Regions from separate parts of the Homo sapiens genome. Here region 1 is linked to region 2. The links are chromatin contacts, found by Hi-C or POLR2A ChIA-PET in ENCODE. All regions are on one chromosome and are shown on one strand. Each heading gives the region's core, a stretch centred on a gene start or an enhancer-like site at or near the end of the contact. The rest is flanking DNA. Distances are from core to core; before and after follow the strand shown.

Region 1 (5,030 bases), core at 2,422-4,921, 73 kb before region 2:
GCTCGCACTTCTTCACTGATGCCACACCTAAGGGATTCCAGTTCCATCAAGCCATCCAGAACCTTAGTTCTGCGGAACTGCTGTGCTATACTCAGATCCTTGCTACTTGCACTTCCGTTGGGAAACTGTCCCCAGGCAGAGTCCAAATATCCAGGTGTTCACTCTGTGACTTTACTTTCAGAGATTGATATTTTATCCTGTCTTCGTTCACCACCTGAAAACAGTGGCCTCATTTGGTTCATCCAGTTTTACTGTTGTCAATAGCAGGAAAAGTAGTCTCGTTGAAGTCACTGCCCTTAATGGCTGTAAGTTGGAGAATCCTCAGCTTCATTTTTTTCTGTTTTGAGACAGGGTCTCACTCTGTAGCCCAGGCTAGAATGCAGTGGTGTCATCTCAGCTCACTGCAACCTCTGCCTTCCAAGTTCAAGCCATCCTCCCACCTCAGACTCCCGAGTAGCTGGGACTACAGGCATGTGCCACCATGCCTGGCTAATTTTTTATTTTGTAGAGATGGAGTTTCACCATGTTGCCCAGGAGTTGCTGGTCTCAAACTCCTGGACTCATGTGATCCACCTGTCTTGGCCTCTCAAAGTGTTGGGATTACGGGCGTGAGCCACCGTGCCCAACCTCCTTACCATTTTTGAAGGCTATTTTAGAAAGGTCTTTGTTGGCTGTTATTTTCTTTTACCTCTGTAAAAATATTATTCCACCACTTGAACTTATGAATTCATTCTGCTGGTGTCCATGATCAGCAGACCAGGCTTACAGTTTCAGGAGTCGTGGTTTCACACTACCTCCTGTCTAATGCAAGTCACTACTGTCTTTGTCTTACACCTCCCCATCCCCACTTCAATGAAGATTATTTATTTGGTTCCAGGACCACACCCATTTATTCGTGTGTTTATGTTTATTTGATATGAAACTTCTCCAGATCCCTGGATGGGAGAGAAGCAGAACCAACTAGTGATACTAGTGATATAAGAGGAGTACTGGAAACCAGAAAGAGGGTGGCCTTTCAGGGAAGAGTATTGTGCTTGCAGAGAGGCTGTGTCTTCTCCTTACCCCCAACATAGTCAAGGGAGAGGCAAATAAGACTTGTGTCCTCATTCAGTGCATACTGAGCCCCTGAACTTTGCTGACTTGCTGGTGTGCCGCTGGCGTGAGGGAAAGCACATTGAGGAGGTTGGCTGAGCTGATACACATAGGCAGAGAAAAAAAGAAAAAAAAAAAAACAGGATCATGTCTTTTGAGTTCCTGATTCCTGAGAGTCATGGAAGGTGAATCCCATGCAGGCAAACAAACGCCATCTTGGGATTCTAGAGAGCATCATGAATGGAGGACCGCAGGCTTGTTGGGAGCTGTACTCCACTGGGCAAATATCGCAGACCTCTGGAGAGTATGGTGCCATGCCATCACCTGGGGTCACCTGGTGATTAGGCGATTCAATTTGAGGATGATTAATTTTTCCCCCAAATACAAAACATCGACCAAGAAAAACCCTTCAAAACACTTTGCACACACCCAAAATAGAGTCCAGATGCCCTGATAAGGAGTACTTCAGGCCCACCCATGTAAGAGAGAGGGTGAAGTAGGTACTTCTGGCTCCATGAACTGCCGATGTGCCTCCATGTTTGAGAGGAGCTTTATTTTGACAAAATGTAGGACAGCTGATGAGCCTGTAGATTTGACCCTCTGATGTTGTAAGTGAGGGTGCTTCTCCTTTAAATATCTGTATGGTCATCACTTTTCACCTAAGAGGGGATTGGGCGTTTTGAGCTGGGTGATGGGTAGTTAAGTCAGCAGCTTTCTGGACTCTGCACAATCACACAACCATTAGTAACACCACCAGAAATAAAATTCCTTTTTTTTTTTAGTTATTAAAATACATTTAATGCTTGGTATTGTGAGCATGCAGAAGAAAGAAAATAAGACTACAAAATGAAATAAGGGCTAGAATTTAAAGCCAATGTAAAGGAAATGTTCTAAATTGTGCAAGTGATTAACAGCCAGATGTTCCCCTATGATTCCGAACATGAGTCTCCAGTGCCAAGTTCCAGCCCGAAGTCTGTTGGACTCTCAGAGAAAATGTATAGTAACAAAAGCAGCCAAGACTTGCATGACGTCAGCTCTTATTTCTCCTTGAGTTTTTGTCCCGTGGATGTGAATCACTAAGAACACATGCATTCCTCAAGTTTTAGGAGATAAGGCAAAAAAAAAAAAATCTTAGAGATTTGCTTCAATTCGTATTTGAGCTTCATGGGATGCAAACATAGGAGACTAAAGCAGAAATGAGTATTGCTTCAGTAATCATGAGTCCACCCAGCTTAGTGAACAAAACAAGCGTTACCCTCCTAACCTTCCTGATAACAGGAATGTCTTGTTTGAAGTGTTTGGAGTCAGTGCATTTTACTGGCTGCCATTCAAAATATGTTTCAATTCTTAAAACTGAAACCCTGAACCTGTTCATTCATGTTTATTGCTTTAGTCTAATCTATTGTTTAGATTTTTCCCTATGCATATGGCTCAGAGCATCTTACACAATTTGCTTCAGAATTTTCACATCTATTGCTGTTGACTAAACACTCTAATTAAAGTGCCCAAATATGTACATACAAGAATATTTGTTGCAGAATTTTTAGGGTAAGGCTGAAATATTGCAAACAACCTACATAATTTTCAAAAAGAAGACAAATGAAATAAATTACAATTTATCCATAAAATAGAAATCTAGGCAGCCATGAGAATTATCTGTGATCTGTGGGCTTTTAGGGCTTCAAGGGGGGGATGTATGATATCTTATTTATAAGAAGGGAAAAGTGTGGCATATATGTAGACTTATATGTATTCAACTATACAGAATTTATGGAAAAATACAAACACTACATCTTAAATGCAGTTACCTTTGGGGAGGGTAGGAAGCATGATAAAAATTATCAATGCTCACCATGTAATCTTTACTTCTCAGACTGAACATTTTCATTAGAATACATTTGTTTCTTATCTGTATTATTATTTTAGGTGATATTTGAAAATTGAGTGAGAAAAGTCAGTCAGATGAGAGAGAAGAATACAGAGGGTAGGAAGAGACAGAGCAAATGACCTCAGCAACACAGAATCCAGATGGAGAGAAAATTGGGGGAAAGAGGTGGAAGATTTTGCTCATGGCATTGGCAGTGCCTGGCCTCTGAGGTGGGCTCTAGAACAAAGTCCTCCACTCCCTCTCATGTCTGGGGACATTCAACCATGTGAAAAGGTTTTCCAGGGAGGCATTTTCTCTGACCACCTGTTCTATACAGTACTGATAGGACAGCTTTCCCACGTACTGCCAGCAGCCCCGATCCAGAACTCAGCACTGCCCCTCCAGTCAGAATCAGAGGACCGAGGGGAAACATGCTCTCCTGTCCCTAATCACAAATGAAACTGTCTTTAGCATGAAGATATTCACTTGGTGAGAACTTAAGTCAACTGGACAAAGAGATGTAGGTCTCCAGTGCTCAGAGTGAATGTGTCTTTTGCAAAATCCCGAATGTGATTGCCCTGAGGCTGACATGGGGCCAGAAATGCCTGAGTCATCTCTACCTCTTCCTCTATGAAACCACATAATTGCCTCAGACTGAGCTCCCAATGCATTTAATTGTTTTGATCAAAGTCTTTCCCGGCGGTTCCTCAGAAGGAAGGATTGGGCCTGGAGGCCTACCCAGGGAGGGAGTCAGAGGCCGCCCACAGATGAACAATTCTATCTGTGTGTGCACCACCCTCCTACCAGACTTTGAAACCCTTCAACAAACAAGGGCTTTGGGATCCCCAAAATGAATCCCAAGCCCCTGGTTACAGAATCAACAAAGCGGGATGACAAATAAGGGAAAAGTTCAAATCTGGTAAACGTATCCCACAATTTGCAAGCAAAAAAATTGAGAACTATTTTTTTCAATTCCGCACACAATTAAGCATCATGTTTGCATTCAGTCTTGTTTTATGTTGGATTCCATCATGATGAGATTCGACACTCAGAGCTCGAGGTCTTTAATATCTTAATGTACCCTGTATCCCAGGACCTCAGATTACTGTCTAAGCCACTGCAAGGAAACATCAGCTCTGTCTGCCCTGGTGGGTCTTTCTTCATCTGGAGAGATAAAGAGATTGTTTAAGATTTGTGTTCAGAGACACATGGTGACACATGGTGGCGGAATTGGTTGAAGAGCATCTGTGACAAAAGGTGGAGAGATGGAGAACAGAGCAGGGTCCCCTCTTGGGAGGACCCAGTTATTGAAATTCCTTTTCTGCTGCTCTCTCCCCGCTTCAGCCTGGAGCATGGCAGGGATTCCTACCTGGATCCTTCTTTGATTATGGGGGAAGGTGCAGTCAGAGTTCACACCTGAAACCTTTTGACTCAAAGTCTTTTGATCCAAGGGACCAAAGAATGTTTGTCATCATTGCTGGAAGTGGAGCATAGGAGCAGGTGAATCCACACCTGGGTAAATGGCACTAGGGCTTACTCATGGGCTTATCCATGGAGCAGTTCTCCATGATGTCACAGATCTGGTTTCCACACCTGGGGGCTGGCTGACTGACTCTTTCCTGAGGGATAGATCAGATGTGGGTCCCAGAGAGAAACAAACCTGGCTGCCAACCTGGGGCCCTGTCAGAGCCCCATCCTGCAACCCCACAAATTCCTCCTCCATTCTGCTTGTTCATCACTCTTTCCTCACCTGAAACTCACTCTGAGCCTGAGCACACGTGGATGAGGATGCAGACAAGCCCCTGTGGGAAACGAATGGGGTCGGCAATGAGACTTATGTGCAGTCATCTGTTTCCTGCCTGGGGAATTTTCTAGGCTAGCTTTTGTTCTGGCTAAAGCTCAGCATTACTTTGGGGCTAATTCTTCTGGGATCAGGCTCATCGGGGTAGGGGCACTATTCCTGGGAGCTGGTCTTGGGCTCTCTGGAACCCAGGAAGGTGAAGGCATGCAAGGAAGCTCATAAAAGAGCCAAGATGAGAATCCAGGGAAGGGAGTGAGCTTCCTGGATGGG
Region 2 (4,822 bases), core at 2,275-4,774:
TACCCAGCTGACCTTCCCTGACCACCTCCTGTTTCCTCCCAGAACTAACCCAAATGCGGCCTCACACCTTAAGCATGGCACATGCTGCAGGCTGGGTACTTCTGGGTTCAGATTCCAGCTGCCTTTCTCCTTGGTGTGTCCTTGGGCAAAGTACTTGCCCTCTCTGGGCCTTCCCCCATCAGTAAAGCGGGATAATAAGAGCTCCTACCTTATAGGGTTGTTGTTGAACTAAATTATTTAGTGTATATAAGGTGCTTCAAACAGTGGCTGGCACTCCCTGTTACCATCTGTGTGATCTGTTGATTATTTGACAGACCAGGAGCCCGTGAGGGCAGAGCCATTTTAATCAATCTTGTATCTTCAGGGACTGCTTGTGAATTTAACGGGAGATGCCAGGGAATGGGGTTCTAGACACTGGGGATACAGCCAAGGTTTTCTCCCCTCGGCTCATTCCCTGTCATCCTCCAGGTCTCAGCTCCAATCCCCTCTCCTGCAGGAAGCCCTCCCTGACTCCCAGGCTGGGTCAGGAGCTGTCTCAATCACCACAGTGGCCCCAGCAAACTCTGAACCAGCCTAACAGTGTTTCTCACAGTGATGGCCAAGGAACATAATCCTTACCACAAGTGCTTATGAAAATGCAGCTTCCTAGGTCGGGTCCCAACTATACACAAGCAGAAACTCTGGGGGTGGGCCCAGAAATCTGCATTTCCTCCAAGTTCCTTCAGACACTAAAGGTTCCTTCTGCCCTTGGGCGCCACAATCTGCCCAGTTTATTCCCCCACCTCCGACCCTACCACCCCACACATGACCCTCCTAGTTCAGCAACCCTGCCCCATACCACAGGGAGACCCCAAAGGGTGGTGAGGACAGTATAGGAGAAGCAACACTTTTTAAACACCATGTGCTCTTCTAGGTGCTGGGTTCCATATTCACATGGAGTCAAACACTCTAGTGGGGAGGTCCAAGAAGCCCAGTGGATATAAACCAACAGTAATTGATGTGAGGACCGGGCACAGTGACTCACGCCTGTAATCTCAGCACTTTGGGAGGCTGAGGTGGGCAGATCACTTGAGGTCAGGAGTTCGAAACCAGCCTGGCCAAGATGGTGAAACCCCATCTCTGCTAAAATTACAAAAATTAGCCAGGCGTGGTGGCATATGCCTGTAGTTCCAGCTACTTGGGAGGCTGAAACAGGAGAATCACTTGAACTTGGGAGGCGTAGGTTGTAGTGAGCTGAGATGAGGCCACTGCACTCCAGCCTGGGTGACAGAGAGAGACTCTATCTCAAAAAATAATAATAGGCCCAGCGCAGTGGCTCACGCCTGTAATCTCAGCACTTTGGGAGGCTGAGGTGGGTGGATCACCTGAGGTCAGGAGTTTGAGACCACCCTGGCCAACATGGCAAAACCCCGTCTCTACTAAAAATGTAAAAATTAGCTGGGCATGCTGGCATACACCTGTAATCCCAGCTAGTTGGGAGGCTGAGGCAGGAGAATCACTTGAACCCAGGAGGTGGAGGCTACCGTGAGCCGAGATCGCGCCACTGCACTCCAGCCTGGGTGACCCGCAAGAGTCCATCTCAAAAAAAATAATAATAATAATCTATATCAGGTAGTGGTGTTATGAAGAAAAATAAAGCCAAGTGAAGGGCCATACAGTGACAGGAGTTATTTTAGCTTGAGTAGTACTTTAGCAAATGCCTGGTTGTGAAGCTGACGTCTGAGCGGAGACCTGAAAGAGGTGTGGAAGAAGCCACACAGACACCTGAAAAGACCTGATCCAGAAGGACAGGACAGCGAGTACAAAGGCCCTGAGGTGGCAGTGCGTTCAGGGACAGCGAGTACAAAGGCCCTGAGATGGCAATGTGTTCGCTATGTTCAAATGACAGCGGGGAGGCCAGGGTGGCTGCAGCAGAGTGAGCCAGGGGAATGAGAGAAGTGATGGGAGTTGAGGGGAGGGAGGAGGAGGAACCCAATAGGTTGGGGCCTCGTGGATATGGTGAAGACTTTTGCAGTGTAATGTGGGAGCCAGGAGAGGGTTTGAAAGGAGAAACAACCTGACCTGACTTCTGTTCTACTAGTATCCCCCTAACAGTGAGAGGCAGAGAGCCCACCTGGAAGGCCACTGCAACAAACCAGGTAAGAGCAGGAGACAAACTGAGGCCAGAGTGGTAGCAAAGGAGCTGGTGAGGCATGGTTGGATTCTGGATGTGTTTTGAAGACAGAGCTAATGCGATCTGCTAGACCATATATAAGTAAGACAAAAGGGAGAAGTGAAGAAGACTCCAAGCTAGCCAGGCACGGTGGCTCACGCCTGTAATCCCAACACTTTGGGAGGCTGAGGCGGGTGGATCACCTGAGGTCACGAGTTCAAGACCAACCTGGCCAACATAGTGAAACCCCTTCTCTACTAAAAATACAAACAATTAGCTGGGTGTGGTGGCGGGCGCCTGTAATTCCCTTGAATCTGGGAAGTGGAGGTTTCAGTGAGCCAAGATCGCGCCATTGCACTCCAGCCTGGGCTACAAGAGCGAAACTCTGTCTCAAAAAAAAAAAAAAAAGAACACTCCAAGCTTCTTGATCTTAGTACCTGGCAGGATGAATGTCCCATCAACTGGGTTTGGAGGTTGAAAGGAAGAAATCGCAAGATTGGTTTGGGACAAGTTTATGTCTGAATGTCAGATGAACTTCCAAAGAGAGAAGAGTCGGCCATGATATGAGTCTGGAGTTCAGGGCAGAGATCCAGGCTGGAAATACACACGTGGGAGTTCTCATTAGATAAAGAGGGTGAAGCTAGCCAATGGTATAGACAGAGATGATGTCATTCTACTGATGATGAAGCTGAGGCACAGAAGGGTTAAACAACTGGCCCAAAGCCACAGTAATGATCAGTGGCAGAGCCAGGATTCAAATTCGGGATTCAACCCGACGCCAGAGCCCACATTCTTAACCATCAGTAGAGTAAGTTTAAGAGTTAATTCACCTAAAACACTTGGCAGGTGCACAGCACATAGCAAACGCCACAGGCATAATAGGGCTTCACATCTCTTTAAAGTACATGCTCATCCCTGGAGGTCTCCTTCCCTCCCTTCCTCAATATTGCTTCTTCCCACGACTTTCACCCAAATCAAAGCTTGTAAAGCATAGTGCGCTGTAATAACCCTCTGCCTTAAAACCTCCTACTAAATCGCCACGCTGCATTCCAAGGACGTCTCTATATTTTACCATCTGCTGTCTCCTGCTTTACAACTTTCCCCATTGAAGACCCTCCTGCGATATACAGATCACCCCCAACTCACATGCTGCGCTCAGCCTCACAACCCCTCAATCAAGCGCCTACCCTTGTTAAAGGGCACCCTCCCTCCCGATTCCTACAAGGCCAGGTCAGCTGCCCACCGCAGCCCACTCTCCCCCGAGAGAAGCCCCTTCCCCTCCACCTAAGACCTCCACCACGGCCCGCGCAACCGCCACTCCCGCGGCCTCTCACCTTCTCCACTAGCAACCCTCCTCGCGAGCGGTTCAACTGACGAAGCTCCAGCCCCGCCCCAGGATCCGGCGTTCTCGCTTCTGATTGGTCACAGCTTACCAGCAGCCAAGTTTCCATTAGCCAAAAGAGACGCCCATCACTCTGTCCCTCCCCCAGAGGAGAACCCGCCCTCCAAAACTTCCAATTGGCTAACTAAGAAGAGGCTGTCCCAAATGGGTTGGGGGAGGCACCTAACGTCGGGCTCTTCTCTAATCACTACTGGCTAATAATGCTGCCAGTCATACAAAAAGGTTGTTCCCCAGAGTGGAAGGGAAAGAATCCCGGAAGTAGCCCCTTGACTCCACCTATTACCCCCTGCGGGAGGGTAGGCCGCGCCCACGTGGTGGGGAGGGCCTGGAAGGGAGAGCCGGGTGTGCATGCGCATGGGGAGATAGTGGCCGCGGCTCCGGAAACTGGGGAGTGGTCTCAGCATAAAGACAGGTTGAGATTTGTCATCGCTTGGTGCATTCCAAACCTGCACTAAGCATTTTGCAGGACTTGGCTTATTTAAACTTTATAACAGCCCTGCAAAGTTATTATGATTTCCATTTTACCACTAAGAAAACAGTCTCAGAGAGGTATAGCCACTAGCCCGGGTTCACACGGCTTTTGAACGACCCATATTTTAAACCGATCAGTCATGAACTGGAAGGATCCAGCTAAAGGAATTGAGCGCGGGGATGGGGGAGGAGGGACCTCTTTAAGAAAGGAAAATAAAGTTTAAAGAAAAAAAAAAACTGACATGAAAGTTTACTTAGAATATGAAATAATAACAAATTACATATTTAAAAGAGCCAAATACCACAAACATTGCAAAATCCCAAAGGATAACGTAATGTTTTTATTAATTTTCTGCCTGACACACCTCTGTGATGTTTCCTACTTTTTCAGCTGCATGTTTCACAATATCCTTGTCTACAAAGAGAAAAGTAAGTTATCTTTCCTCTAGCGTGGTTGATGGAACTTTTTAAAAATTCATTATAATTTAGAACAAGTTTCAGCTTCACAAATCAGTATTGGTGATGTTATTGAAGTCTTTTGGAAATCTAGAAAAACTTCTGGCCAGGCGCGGTGGCTCACACCTGTAATCCCAGCACTTTGGGAATCACGAGGTCAGGAGTTCGAGACCAGCCTGAACCACCTGGTGAAACCCTGTCTCTACTAAAAATATAAAAAATTAGCTGGGCGCAGTAGCGGACGCCTGTAATCCCAGCTACTCAGGAGGCTGAGGCAGGAGAATCACTTGAACTCGGGAGGCGGAGGTTGCAGTGAGCCAAGATCGTGCCACTGCACGCCA

What was found. Hi-C counts contacts between places; a loop is a spot of excess contacts on that map. ChIA-PET counts read pairs that join two places held with the same protein, here RNA polymerase II (POLR2A). Pooled maps may share reads with other maps.
Region 1: POLR2A ChIA-PET joins it to region 2 with 13 read pairs in HEK293. The contact joins the enhancer-like site here to the promoter of CCDC61 in region 2. A Hi-C loop is called at or near these places in 1 of 168 maps with a recorded cell type or tissue (IMR-90) and 4 of 50 pooled maps. POLR2A ChIA-PET finds 5 or more read pairs at or near these places in 3 of 52 experiments (HEK293, HepG2 and MCF 10A).

The regions. Positions count from the first base shown.
Region 1 is chr19:46,067,337-46,072,366 of GRCh38, reverse strand. It overlaps a transcript of IGFL4 not described here. Among named protein-coding and RNA genes, the nearest start is that of IGFL4, 29 kb to the right of the region's middle. Within about 2 kb of position 3,671, at least 3 of the 41 ENCODE cell types and tissues checked have a DNase peak (open chromatin) inside an H3K27ac peak, as active enhancers do.
Region 2 is chr19:45,994,169-45,998,990 of GRCh38, reverse strand. CCDC61 (coiled-coil domain containing 61) reads right to left here and starts at 3,524. Exons shown (of 14, transcript NM_001267723.2): 1 at 3,487-3,524. RefSeq lists enhancers at 3,407-3,586, 3,977-4,166.